Regions from separate parts of the Homo sapiens genome. Here regions 2 and 3 are each linked to region 1. The links are chromatin contacts, found by Hi-C or POLR2A ChIA-PET in ENCODE. All regions are on one chromosome and are shown on one strand. The core of a region is the stretch at or near the end of the contact, and the rest is flanking DNA. Distances in the headings are between cores, read along the strand shown. Region 1 holds the start of KCNH1 (potassium voltage-gated channel subfamily H member 1). Region 2 has its middle 22 kb from the start of RD3. Region 3 has its middle 23 kb from the start of RD3.

Region 1 (3,684 bases), core at 920-3,419:
AAGACCTTGAAAGGAAAGGTAACTGACCAGAAACACTCTTAAGAAGCACACAATGAAGAAATGATCATTTCTAAGCAAGTACTTAAAGTGCCATAACACAGTATAACAGTGCTTTTATAAGCATCCAGTCTTATTTAAGCAAAAAGACGTAAAATAATGTGATCGTGTTATGGCACACAATCTGGAGGTTTAAAACTTTAAAAAAAAGAACCACTTTGTAGTAGCACTATTTTGTTTTAGGTCTTTTAATTTCTTCAAGTGTGCCACCAAAAATTGTAGTATTCAAAAAGGTGCCAATACACACACACATACACACACACACAGAGTCCATGTTGAGATCCATTTCAGTAGTACATTTAAAATGGAAGACATCTTATTTCTTTTTCTCATCAGGTTGCCCACCAAGGCTTTAACATCTCTGATCTCAAACTAATATCATCTGTTTCCTTTTTTATCTAAGCCACAGAACATGAGAGCTCATTAAAACCTTAGAAATTTTATTAACTCTCTATGATAGTTTTCCCCTCCACATTATTTTCTTTATCTTCCTTTCACAAGCAGGATTATGAGGTTTCTTGATGGGTTTTTAATATTGTCATGAAAAATCTTCCCTTGGCATGTTTGTGCGATAACACAACTTTAAAAACCTTATTTAAATGAACTTATTCAAATGAAGTGGATAGGCACCAAACTGGCTCAGCTCAGCACCAAATACATTTCAGAATCAAGTTCTCTTCAACCAGTGTTATCTCATTTGTAATAGAACAAAGAACCACTAGACGGAGCTAGGGTTTAAGAAATCACTGTTCTAGACTAGGTAACAGGCGATGGGTAGAAGGCTATCTTAAGGAAAAAGTGTATCATTACTTGCATTTCAAATCCTATGACAGTCTTATCCAACTCTCTGCTAACAGCAATCTGTTTACTTTGTCTCTACACAAGACGAGATAAAGGGTGATATTCGTAATGGCCCAATTTATTTAGTCACTCCAATAATGACGTCTGACCTTGGCACAGCACTTTACAATTTAAGGTGCTGTCCCCATACATAATTCTTGCTTGATCTTCACAGCAACTCTGAGAGATTTCTGGGCAAGAATTAGTTCTTCTGTTTTTGAAATTAATTAACTGAGACAGGATGTCTTTGCAATACATTAGGATATGTCAGGATGGCTAACCCAGACAATTAATTTTCAGGGTTAGTTTTTTTTTCTCTTACATTTTTGTGTTGACTGTTGACTCAGTCTGAAACTAGTAAACTCTCCATTCATTTCTCCTGTGGGACATAGGCTTAGTCTCCCACCGCACCGACTGGGGATACATAGTAAAAAGGCAGGTACAGACTATGTGTGGGTCGAAATCCCCCAAAATAAGTGAACAAACGACCGTTGTCTTAGCCCCTGTCCAGAAACCTTGGGTGTATGTGGTTCTTCCGTATACCAGGGGTCAGCTGTAAAAACTAACTGTATCCTCTGCACTACAGACTACCCTTCAAGCCAAAGCCACGGTTGCTTAATTAATGCTGCCCCTCTCCTGAGCATTCGCCCTTAGAGACAAGTCCACCCCTTTGATGTTTGTCAGGCAGTTTGATACTGATCATACCAAACATCAGGAGCCTGCATTTGTGTCTACGGTAAAAACAACCCAAGACAACTCTTCTGAAGCTGAATCTGCCAGTCACTCTAAATCTGCACTATTGCAATACGACTTCATTAATTACTGCTCAAACACTGGCCTAGAATCAAGGTGGGGCAACTTTCACTAGTCAGGCTAACCTTACAGGAAGGCAAGAAGGTGTTCCCAGAGCCTCACAGGTCCCGGGGGCCCCGGCCTGAAACAGAGCAAAGGAAGAGAGTTACATCAGCACGCTCCCCTAAGACTTGTTGGGGGTGAATCCGCCCTGAAAGCTGCTCACAATGCCCTCCTCTCCACCCAGCCCATGGCACATCCTGAACACATTTCCCGGCTGAACCCAGAGGGTGGCGCTGCCGTCCCAGCCTTGGTCCACGGCCGCCCGCCACTTCCCTGCCTCTGCGGGAGCCCCCCAGCTTGGTCTCCCGCAGGCCGGCGGTGGGGCACGAGCCCGGTAGGGGGCGCCGCCGGCCCAGGCGCCGCTGCTCCCTCCGCCCACCCGGAGGCGGCTGCCGCTAGCCGAGGCCGGCGCGAGTGCACTGCGAGGCGGGCCGCAGGGAGGGAGGCGCGAAGAGGGCGCGAGGGTAGCAGCCAGAGGGAGCCGCCAGCCCTGCCTGCGGATCCCCGCCGGGCGCATGGGGCGCTTCGAGCCGGGACTGCGTGCGGGCCCCGAGGCCAGTTTCCTGCTGTCGTAAGAAGCCGCGCCAGGACGCCCGCCGGACCCCGAGCTGCTGGGAGGATGACCATGGCTGGGGGCAGGAGGGGACTAGTGGCCCCTCAAAACACGTTTCTGGAGAATATTGTTCGGCGGTCCAATGGTAAGAGGTGCATTCGGATTTCGATTACCCGGGCGTTTTATCCGTGCCTTTATTGCAGAACCTCTCGCCGCTCGGAGCCAGCAGATGCAGCAGAACCCGCGAGCTCTGCTAAGGAGCCGCGGCGCGGGCACCCAGGGCAGCCTCCCCGAGGCAGAGAAAGGTGGGCAGGGCGGGGCGGGGTCTGATGGGTCCCCATCCTAACAGGAGAGCTCTTCTGGGGACGCCTTTTGGGCCTTTCTAGCGCCCTCTCGGTCTTATCTCCAAGGATGCGTGACAGCTGCTGAGCAAAGTACTGGGAAAAGTGATGGAAAGCTGGCTGCAGCCGGAGCGGCAGCGCGCGCCCCATCGGCACTGCCCACCCTTCCGCGAAGGCTCTGGGGCTCCCGGGCTGCTCCCAGAGGCGCCGCCTCTCCCCAGGGAGAGCCAGCAGTAGAGACGGGCAACTCCAGGTCCCCGCTGCCTCAGAATGGGAGGATCCGGCTGCCTCCACCTTCCATCCCTGCAACTGAAAAGTCCGAGGTGTCGGGACGTGCTCTCGGCGGCCTGATTCCACCCCTTCACCCACCCACCACTTTCTAGGTGAAGTTAAGGCTCACCTTCGAAGTGAGGGGCAGATGGTTTTCCTGGCGTCAGGTGGGAAGTGGAGGGCACAGGTGCAGAGCGAACTAAATGGTCACAGGTACAAACCTGTTATATTTCCCCTCTTCCAAACCCACAACGGTTTTATGCCACCCTTAAGTGTTGCTCACCTATAAATTCCCAATCTCACCAAACCTATAAATAGATCCATTACCCAATAAACTGACAATCAGCACTCATCTGTTTCCTTGTGGCATTAAGATCGACGGTAGCATGAAGCCTTGAGAGGCGAGAGTCCTAGGAGCGGGGATGGAAAGGAAGAATTCCAAACGCCTTTCGGACTTAACAGAGGAGAGACCCCAACTAAGCACTTGCAGAGCGACTAGGAGTCCTGGCAGTTGGAAGGCGCAGCGCACGAGTTCATCAAATGGCTATATTGAAAGATAGCCAAGCATAAGATGCTCTTTGCAGACTCCTAGAGCCCCCACCCCACCCCTTCCAGAAACAGATGACATTCTTCTACCAGGGAGACATGAGGAGCTAACTTAGGAAATGGGTTTTAATAATGTGTAAATATCACGATTTCAGAGTCTAAGGAGCTTCTGTGTAAAATGATGAGCTTCTGTTTGGATTTAGTTAGGGATTCAGGGGAAGG
Region 2 (3,718 bases), core at 656-3,155, 340 kb before region 1:
CATGGGTGGGAAAATGAGAAAGTTTTTTTGTCTAACTGTCCGTGGCCATATCAACCTTCTGCCCAGGTGTAGATATATACAGGAAGAAATGACAGTCACTCATTGTCCCTACTGTGAAGTCAGCTCACTATTATTGCTTTCTGAGAAACTTTTCGTTTTGTTTTTTTTGTTTTTTCTCTGCCACTCCATCTTATCTTAAAAAGTTTCCTGTTTTTGTTGTTGTTTGGTTGGTTGGTTGGCTTGGTTTTTTAACCCATGAGCAGATTTTGCTCTTACTCAGGGGAACAAAAGGAATTTAACGGTCTAGATAAAATTGTTTGAATTTTGAGGCTATTGAACATTCTGGATTATAGTTCTGGTGAAATTATTCTGCCACTTACATCTTTGCAAATCATTCACTCTCTTGAGGCTCCTGTTCCTTATCTATTAGAGAAGCATAGATACCTTTCTACTGCCCAGGCTTGTGGTGAGGTTTAAATAAGATCAAATGCTTTCCCAACTATAAAAGAACTTTCAAGTTTAAGATCTTACAGTTGTCTGTGACAGTCTTCTCTTCAATTAGTATGGGTAACTGAAAGTCGATTGAACACACTGAAGAGCACTTTTCACCTTCCTTCCTCTGGAGTGTCCAGACCTGGCTCTTTAATCATTGCCCTTGAGCCCAATTTCCCTCATCTTTTAGATCTGTGGTTCTCAAGCTTGGCTGCACATTAGATTATCTGGCACCCAGGCCACATCTCAGGCCAGTTAAATCAGAAACTTGGGATGGGACTCAGGCATCAGTTTTTCTAAAGTTTTCTAGGTGGTTCCATTGTGCAGCCAAGGCTGAAAACTATGGTTTTAGATTATTCTTTCTGGGGAAATCAGGAAATTCTCTGTTGGCACAACTGAATCTATTTAACTCTAACACATGCACAAATGATTTCATTTCAATAGATTAATGCGCTTTGGACCTATTACAATGGTTATGTGATCTTATGTTAGAGATAGATGGTTGCAAAGTAGTTTATCACATAGATGTTTATCAGCTGTGATCGATGTTTATCATCTCCTTAGCAGCATTCAGGAAATGCTTGAAGATGAGATGTATCTTTTTTTTTTTTTTAGACAGAGTCTCGCTCTGTTGCCCAGCCTGGAGTGGAGTGCAGTGGCACGATCTTGGCTCATTGCAACCTCTTCCTTCCAGTTTAAGCAATTCTCCTGACTCAGCCTCCCAAATAGCTGGGGTTGCAGGCTATTTTCATATTTTTTTTTTTACAAATAAAATACCACCATGCCCAGCTAATTTTTGTATTTTTAGTAGAAACAGGGTTTCACCATATTGGCCAGGCTGGTCTCGAACTCCTGACCTCAGGTGATCTACCCACCTCAGTCTTCCAAAATGCTGGGATTACAGGTGTGAGCCACCATGCCTGGCCAAAATGTATCTTGTCAAGAGTGCTGCAAATACCATTTTATAGCAACTAGAAAATGGAGAGGGTGATAAGATCTGAGCTTTTTTTATAAACCTGCAAGAATACAATTACATAGGATGAAAATTATCTGGTGTCTGTTATGGACACTATTCATAAGGGGTGAGAGAGAGAGAAGAAGAGAGAGAGAGAAAATGAGAAAGTTGTAATCCAGCAGGTAGAAATAGCTGTCTGGGAGTGGGTTGTAGGGAACTCTTTCCTGCTTCTTGTGCCAAGTGGTAGAACTGGGAGGGAGGCAGCTGGAGCTAGTAAAGGTGAGTGGGAGGGTGCAGGTGCTGCCCTTGTCCTCAGAACAGGTAAAAGTGACATGTTTGACCGTTGGGCTTAAAGCCATCTTCAGATGCGAGCCGGTCCTGGGAATCAAGTTTGTTCTTATTTGCAGAGGTCCCGTGAAGGCCCCCTGGTGGTCACGGGCGGCTCAGCCAGAGAGTCCATTGTGCTGGCTGTGGGATCCCCATGGATCAGCGCCTGTACCGGAGCAGAGTGCGCTCTGAGTGCACCATTCTTCTCCAGCCGGAAGCAGCCTCCCTTTGCAGGTTTGCCCAGGATAGCCTTTGGCAGGACAAGAGACTTGCGCCGTCACATCCTCTCTCAGCTGCAGACATGGAGCACCTGCTGTGACATCTACAAACAGTGTGACCTTGGCACAGCTACTTAACTTTGCTGAGTCTCAGTTTTCTCATTTGAGTAACAATATTTGCACGACACTGTGGTTGTGGAAATTAACTGATATCAAGGCATATAAAGCTCCTGGAACCAGAAGGGTGTTCAAAGGCTTCTTGCTGTGTTATGTGTGTGCTCTTATTTTCCACTTGCTCACTTGCCTCTGGGTCCTCAGTGACCTGTCCCCATGGTGTAGCCTCTGTTTCCTGAGGCTTAGCTTGGATGCCTCCCACCTACCACCACATCACATTGCTTTCCTTCAGTTCATTTTCTCATTTGACCTCCACACTAACTCTGGGAGGTAGATGAGAAAGCAACATCCTTTCCAGTGTAGCCAGGAGCTAAGCAATTTGCCCACCATCAAACAGGAAATCACTGGCAAGAGTAGCAAGAAAATGACCCACCATTTTGGGACACTTACTATGTGAGTAAGGCACATGCTGAGCATGGTGCGTGCATTATCTCATTTTATCCTCACAAACAACATGGTGAGGCAGGTATTTTTATCTCCATTTTACAGGTACAGAAGCAGAGGTTTAGATGGCTGACTTTTCAAAGTTGTAAAGAGAGTAGCAGGCATAGCCAGAATTTAAACCCATTTCTCATCAGCTGTAGAGGCCTCTCTGCCTCTCTGGCAGTAACTTGAACTTAGTTCTCTTGATTCCTAGAAAACTGCTTCTTTTGCAACATGATGCTGCTCTAGGAACAACTTAGCAAATCCACAGCTACCAAAAGCACAGTGTTTGATTTCTCTTCTCTTTTCCTGGAGACGTTTTTACTTAGGATAACTTACTGCCTAATGCTGAATAGCCAAAAATGTATGCCTCTCAGGACTCAGAATTTTGATGGCCACAATCAGTTGGTCCCCAGAAAAATATCAATCCCCGCTTTGTTCTCACAGGAGAGCTCCAAAAGAGAAGTATAATTCATTTTTTCTTCCTCTTTTCTATTTTCTTAGGTGTCATTCTCTGTTATTCTGTTGGCTGTCATTTTTGTCTTTTGTGGACCAGTTGATATAGACAAACCACCACTAACAACCCAGACAGCCTGAGAATGGATAATACATGTGGCTTGACTGCCTCCTGAGATATTTCAGGTCCATTTACCCTGAATGACTAACACGTCTAAGAAAGAACACACACTTCTTTAGCTGAGGATGCTACCCTAACTTGACCCACATAGGAAGCAGATGTTTCCTCCCGGCCATTTGCCCACTCCATGTGACTTGGGCTTTTCACACATGGTGGCTGGGTTCTGAAGGACAGAGAGTGTGCCAAGAACAAACGGTCCAGGCAGAAGCTACAGGCTTGTTAAAAGCTGGCTATGGATGTTTTAAGACATCATTTTTGCTTTGTCCTATTAATCAAGCAAGTCACTATAGTCAGCCTACTTTTTTGGGAGGGGAATCAGACTCCAGCAGGGAATTGGGGTAGCTGATCCCTCAGCAATATTGTTTTTTTTCTCTCTTTGCTAGTTTGGTAGGATAAAAATGTTATTTTAATTACATTTATTTCATTACAAGAAAGATTGAACATGAAAAGGGACATGTACTGGCAATTTGCATTATCATGTGAATTACCTAG
Region 3 (4,167 bases), core at 315-2,814, 380 kb before region 1:
TTGAGGTAGTCCACACAGTTCCTATTAGTGCTGTTTACAGCTGGGGAAACTGAGACTCAGAGAAATTATGTGTCATCACGTAGGTATGCAGTGACCAGCTGGACTCAGAACCCATGACCCTAGTTCTTGCACTAATGTCCACTGCCTGTCTCTTTCACCCACCTGCACCCTCACAGCTACTCCTTGGGGTTCAGAGGGGGATGACTGGGGCGGGAATAGCAAGGACACAGGCATCATGGGGGCAGATTTGACCACACTGGCTCTGGGCTGTCAAGACAGCCAATCTGGGCTGCTGTCTCTGGCTGCTGTTATGGCTTCATTCCCGGGGCCACTCCACTTAATACAGGGACAGTACTTCAGGTCCGTCTGCCCAGTGCAGTCACATCAGGAGCACCACGGCAGCCGAAGTGAAACCTGGCCAGTCATAGGCAATAACCTTTGACCTGCTGGCAGGTGGGTGTTAGGTTAAATGTTAAGTGACCGGCCGGTCACGGTGGCTCATGCCTGTAATCCCAGCATTTTGGGAGGCTGAGGAGGGCGGATCACCTGAGGTCGGGAGTTCAAGACCAGCCTGACCAACATGGAGAAACCCCATCTATACAAAAAATACGAAATTAGCCAGGCGTGGTGGTGCATGCCTGTAATCCCAGCCACTGGGGAGGCTGAGGCAGGAGAATCGCTGGAACCCGGGAGGCGGAGGCTGCGGTGAGCCGAGATAGCGCCGTTGCACTCCAGCCTGGGCAACAAGAGCGAAACTCCGTCTTTAAAAAAAATTGTTAAGTGACCTCAACTATGTGGCCATGGGGAATTAGAGAGAGTAGAATAGAATCCCCTGTGGGTTGCAAGTGGGAGATGCTGGGATTTTTGAGCATCTTTACTGGTGATCCCTACGGCTGAATTAGGAGAGCTCTCCTGGCACCCGGGAAAGCTTTAACCTCTGGAGTGGCCTTCACAGGAGACAGCCTCAGGATGCTGGGAGAGCCCCTGACCCTCCACAACCTACTACCAATTCCTGCGCGCCGTTCCTTGGGCATGAGGTCCTGAACCTGGTGGAGGAAGGGTAGCAATGCCTTCCATTGTATTGGTTACATGCTTCTTACAGTCAATTAATTGGTTCGATCTTTTCCAGACAGTGCCGGGCTAGAGGCTGACCTTCCCCACTCCCGACCTTGGCTTCTTGAATAACCTCACAGGCCACGGGGCATGCGGGGTGCGCGTGCGTGGCTGGGCCGGCGTAGTCAGCCGGGCGGGAAGGTTTACGGCTTTGGGGAGGCGCCGCCTTGCCGCCCTGACACCGCCCCGCCAGGCCAGCCCGCCGCTCGGTGGCCCCGCCGGCTTCCCGCGGTCGGGACGGGCGCCCCCTGCTGATTGTGGGCGGCGGCGCACCGAGGAGCGGCCCCTGGGAAGCCCAAGACCTCGCCGCGGCTCGAACCCCGCGACCCTCGGCCCGGAGGGAGGTCCTGGCTGCGGGGAGCTGCCCAGACCGCGGTGACTCAGCTAGGTGGCACCGGGAGAGCTGAAGCGGGCGCCCCGCTGGGCCTGGCCACAGGACGGTTAATGATTAATGTTCCATACCGGGTGGAGACGTCGAAGGGGAGGGAGGCCCAGGGGCGCGTCTTGGCCCTGGCTGTGCCTGCAGGAAGCAGAGGCCCAGACGGGGAGAGACTCAGGCCTGGGCTGAGGCGGCTGGGGGCAGGGGAAGGAGCAAGCCGTGAACTCTCTCCTCTTCCCACCCCGCACGCCGCCCCCGTTCTCGATGCCCTTCTCCCCTGCCCCGGGAGCCTCCAGGCGCCGCGCTCCTCCTCCCTGCCTTACCAAATGCCCATCCGTGCCCGCCTCGGTGCCAGGCACTGCAGGCCGCTTTCATATAAATGACTGATTGCCTCTTGCCCATTTTACAGATAAACGCAGAAAGCTCAGGTGATGTGCCCATGGGCTCTCAGCTCACAGGCAGAGTGGGGATTCGAACCCAGCCCCGGACACAGACCAGGTGTCCTTCTACTACCCCACCCATTGCTGCCCAACTCCAGAGACACCTACACCCCAATCTACCAACTTAACCACCTGGGCAGAGGAAATAAGAGGCGGTACTGCCCCCGCCTACAGGGATCGCAGCTCCATTCTCTGCCCTCATAACTCATTACCCTAATTTTAGTCAATCAGAAAATCGTGTCAGGGCTGGACGTCAAGCTACCAGGGATAATGGTTCCTGTTGTAAAATGCTCCTTTGAGCTGAAAGCAATCGTGAAGTGAGGCGCCCGGTTCAAGGAGTCAGCCTCCCGACTTGAGAAGCCAACTGTGGTGGTGCCACGAGGCTGCGATTCACAGGCTCCGGTGGAAAGACCAGGGAAGAAACTTATTTACAAAAATGAGAATAAAAAATATTCTGGGCCGGGTGCGATGAGCCATGCTTATAATTCCAGCGCTCTGGGAGGCCAAGGCGAGAGGATCACTTGAGCCCAGGAGTTGGAGGCTACAGCGAGCAGAGCACCACTGTACTCCAGCCTGGACAACAGAGATATTGTCTCTAACAAAAAGGGAGGTGGGGGGAGGAAATAGTATTCTAACACGAAGCTGCAGGTTCTGCACAACAAGTTTAGGTTTTCCTGTTCTCTCTAGGGTAAATGAGGCATGCAGGCGCCTGCACCCTCCGGGCAAGGACAAGGCGTGTGAGAGTCTCTGGGTCTGCCCCAGCGACGCCGTCGGGCCTCTGGGCGGTGCAGCCTGGTCCGGCATCATCCTGGACGCGCGGGTAATCAGGGCTGAGGGAGCCCAAGGTACATTCTGTCCCTCACCACAAGATGTCGCCGCTGCTAATGGTTAGAGGGCTCTCAGCAAGACCAACTCCCAACCCCAGACTCTGAGTCAGAAACTCTGGGGTTGGGGCCCAGCAATTCGTGTTTTTCACAGGCCCTCCAGGGGATTCTGAAACATGCTCAAATTTGAGAACCACTGGTAAAAGTCATCCTGCAGGTCTCACTGCCTCTGACGTCTACCCCTTCTGCTAGGTGGTCAGGGCAACTCAATCTGTTACCCACCTGGAGTCCCACCCCAGTGCCCAACTGGGGCAGGACCTGGGATCTCAGAGCTTCAGTTTTCTCAATTGCAAAATGGGGATAGTAGTACCCACCAGACAGGGCTGTCACGAGGCTAAAATGAGTGTCTGAGAATGCATTTGCAAAGGGTAAAACCCTACATAGTAAGGATATGTTGTGACTGTTGCTTTTATTTGGAGTGACAAGCTGTAAAGCGAGTTGAAGGCAGCTGGTTCTGAAGGTTCCATCCTCTCTCTTGTCTTCTCTCCAATGCTCCTATTTCTCTCCCCACCTAGAATCACCTTTAAGCCACCCAGGGAGAGGCATGTTCAATGCACCAGCTTGCAGCACAGAAACAGCTTAACTTTCATCTAGTATTTGCCATGTTCTAGACCTTGAGTGGAAGGCTTTAAGTGTGTTATTTTATTTAATCCTTACACAGCCCTATGAGGTTGACACTACAAAGGATGCTGATAAGGCAACTGATAAAACACAAAGAGATTAGATAATTTGCCTAAAGTCATGTGGCCAGCAAGCAATAGGGCTGGATTTGAACTTGGGCAGCCTAGCGTACATTCATGCTCTCAATGGCTCTACAGTGCTGCCTCCCCTAAAGCTTGTTTCCCAAACCCTGCATGGTGAGAAGCAGCATGGAACTGTGGAAAGAGCACTGGGTTGGGATTCAAGGTCCTGGTTTTGCCATTTTCTAGCTCTGTGATCATGAGCGAATCACTTAACCTTTCTGAAGTAGAGCCTTGGGAGGGTTACATTACGTATCACACAACAGAGTGTCTGGTATAAAGTAGGCGCTTCATATATTTACTGTGTCCAACAGCCTCCTCTTTCCTCAGTGTCCCCTCCCTCAATCAGGCAAAGATGATTCTGGGATCCAGAGGGACAAAATGTATGCCCTCTTTCCCCATCATGTCCCCGAAAGGCGCATGATGAGGCTGGAGTCAGGGCCAGGAGACAGGCTCCAATCCTGGCCCTTGCTCACGGCAGTCTCCCCAGGTGCCCTGCCTGCCAACATGGGGTCACTGGTATTCGGCTGCTCTACTGTTTCCCCCTTCGATGGCCCTGAACCTACAGCTGTCCAGGGAATGCATGGAGTTGGTCAGGGAGGCTCTGCCAT

What was found. A loop is a pair of places that touch in the nucleus more often than their neighbours do. ChIA-PET counts read pairs that join two places held with the same protein, here RNA polymerase II (POLR2A). Pooled maps may share reads with other maps.
Region 2: a map of MCF 10A shows a loop between it and region 1 (3-fold over the local background). The contact joins the enhancer-like site here to the promoter of KCNH1 in region 1. A Hi-C loop is called at or near these places in 5 of 168 maps with a recorded cell type or tissue (CD4-positive, alpha-beta memory T cell, Calu3, K562 and 2 more) and 9 of 50 pooled maps. POLR2A ChIA-PET finds 5 or more read pairs at or near these places in 1 of 52 experiments (MCF 10A).
Region 3: a loop to region 1 is called in a map of HCT116, with 26 times the contacts of the local background. The contact joins the enhancer-like site here to the promoter of KCNH1 in region 1. A Hi-C loop is called at or near these places in 11 of 168 maps with a recorded cell type or tissue (CD4-positive, alpha-beta memory T cell, Calu3, HCT116 and 8 more), 22 of 37 single-sample maps with no recorded cell type and 21 of 50 pooled maps. POLR2A ChIA-PET finds 5 or more read pairs at or near these places in 1 of 52 experiments (CD4-positive, alpha-beta T cell).

The regions. Positions count from the first base shown.
Region 1 is chr1:211,132,633-211,136,316 of GRCh38, reverse strand. It overlaps KCNH1 (potassium voltage-gated channel subfamily H member 1), which reads left to right and starts at 2,169. Exons shown (of 11, transcript NM_172362.3): 1 at 2,169-2,450. The coding sequence starts at 2,372. KCNH1-IT1 (KCNH1 intronic transcript 1) reads left to right here and starts at 2,943. Exons shown (of 2, transcript NR_046784.1): 1 at 2,943-3,129; 2 at 3,291-3,684. RefSeq lists silencers at 1,988-2,267, 2,762-2,952.
Region 2 is chr1:211,468,403-211,472,120 of GRCh38, reverse strand. No RefSeq gene overlaps it. Among named protein-coding and RNA genes, the nearest start is that of RD3, 22 kb to the left of the region's middle. Within about 2 kb of position 1,905, at least 2 of the 41 ENCODE cell types and tissues checked have a DNase peak (open chromatin) inside an H3K27ac peak, as active enhancers do.
Region 3 is chr1:211,512,793-211,516,959 of GRCh38, reverse strand. No RefSeq gene overlaps it. Among named protein-coding and RNA genes, the nearest start is that of RD3, 23 kb to the right of the region's middle. RefSeq lists silencers at 1,273-1,632, 2,645-2,734. Within about 2 kb of position 1,564, at least 13 of the 41 ENCODE cell types and tissues checked have a DNase peak (open chromatin) inside an H3K27ac peak, as active enhancers do; they include HCT116, where a contact is called at or near this core.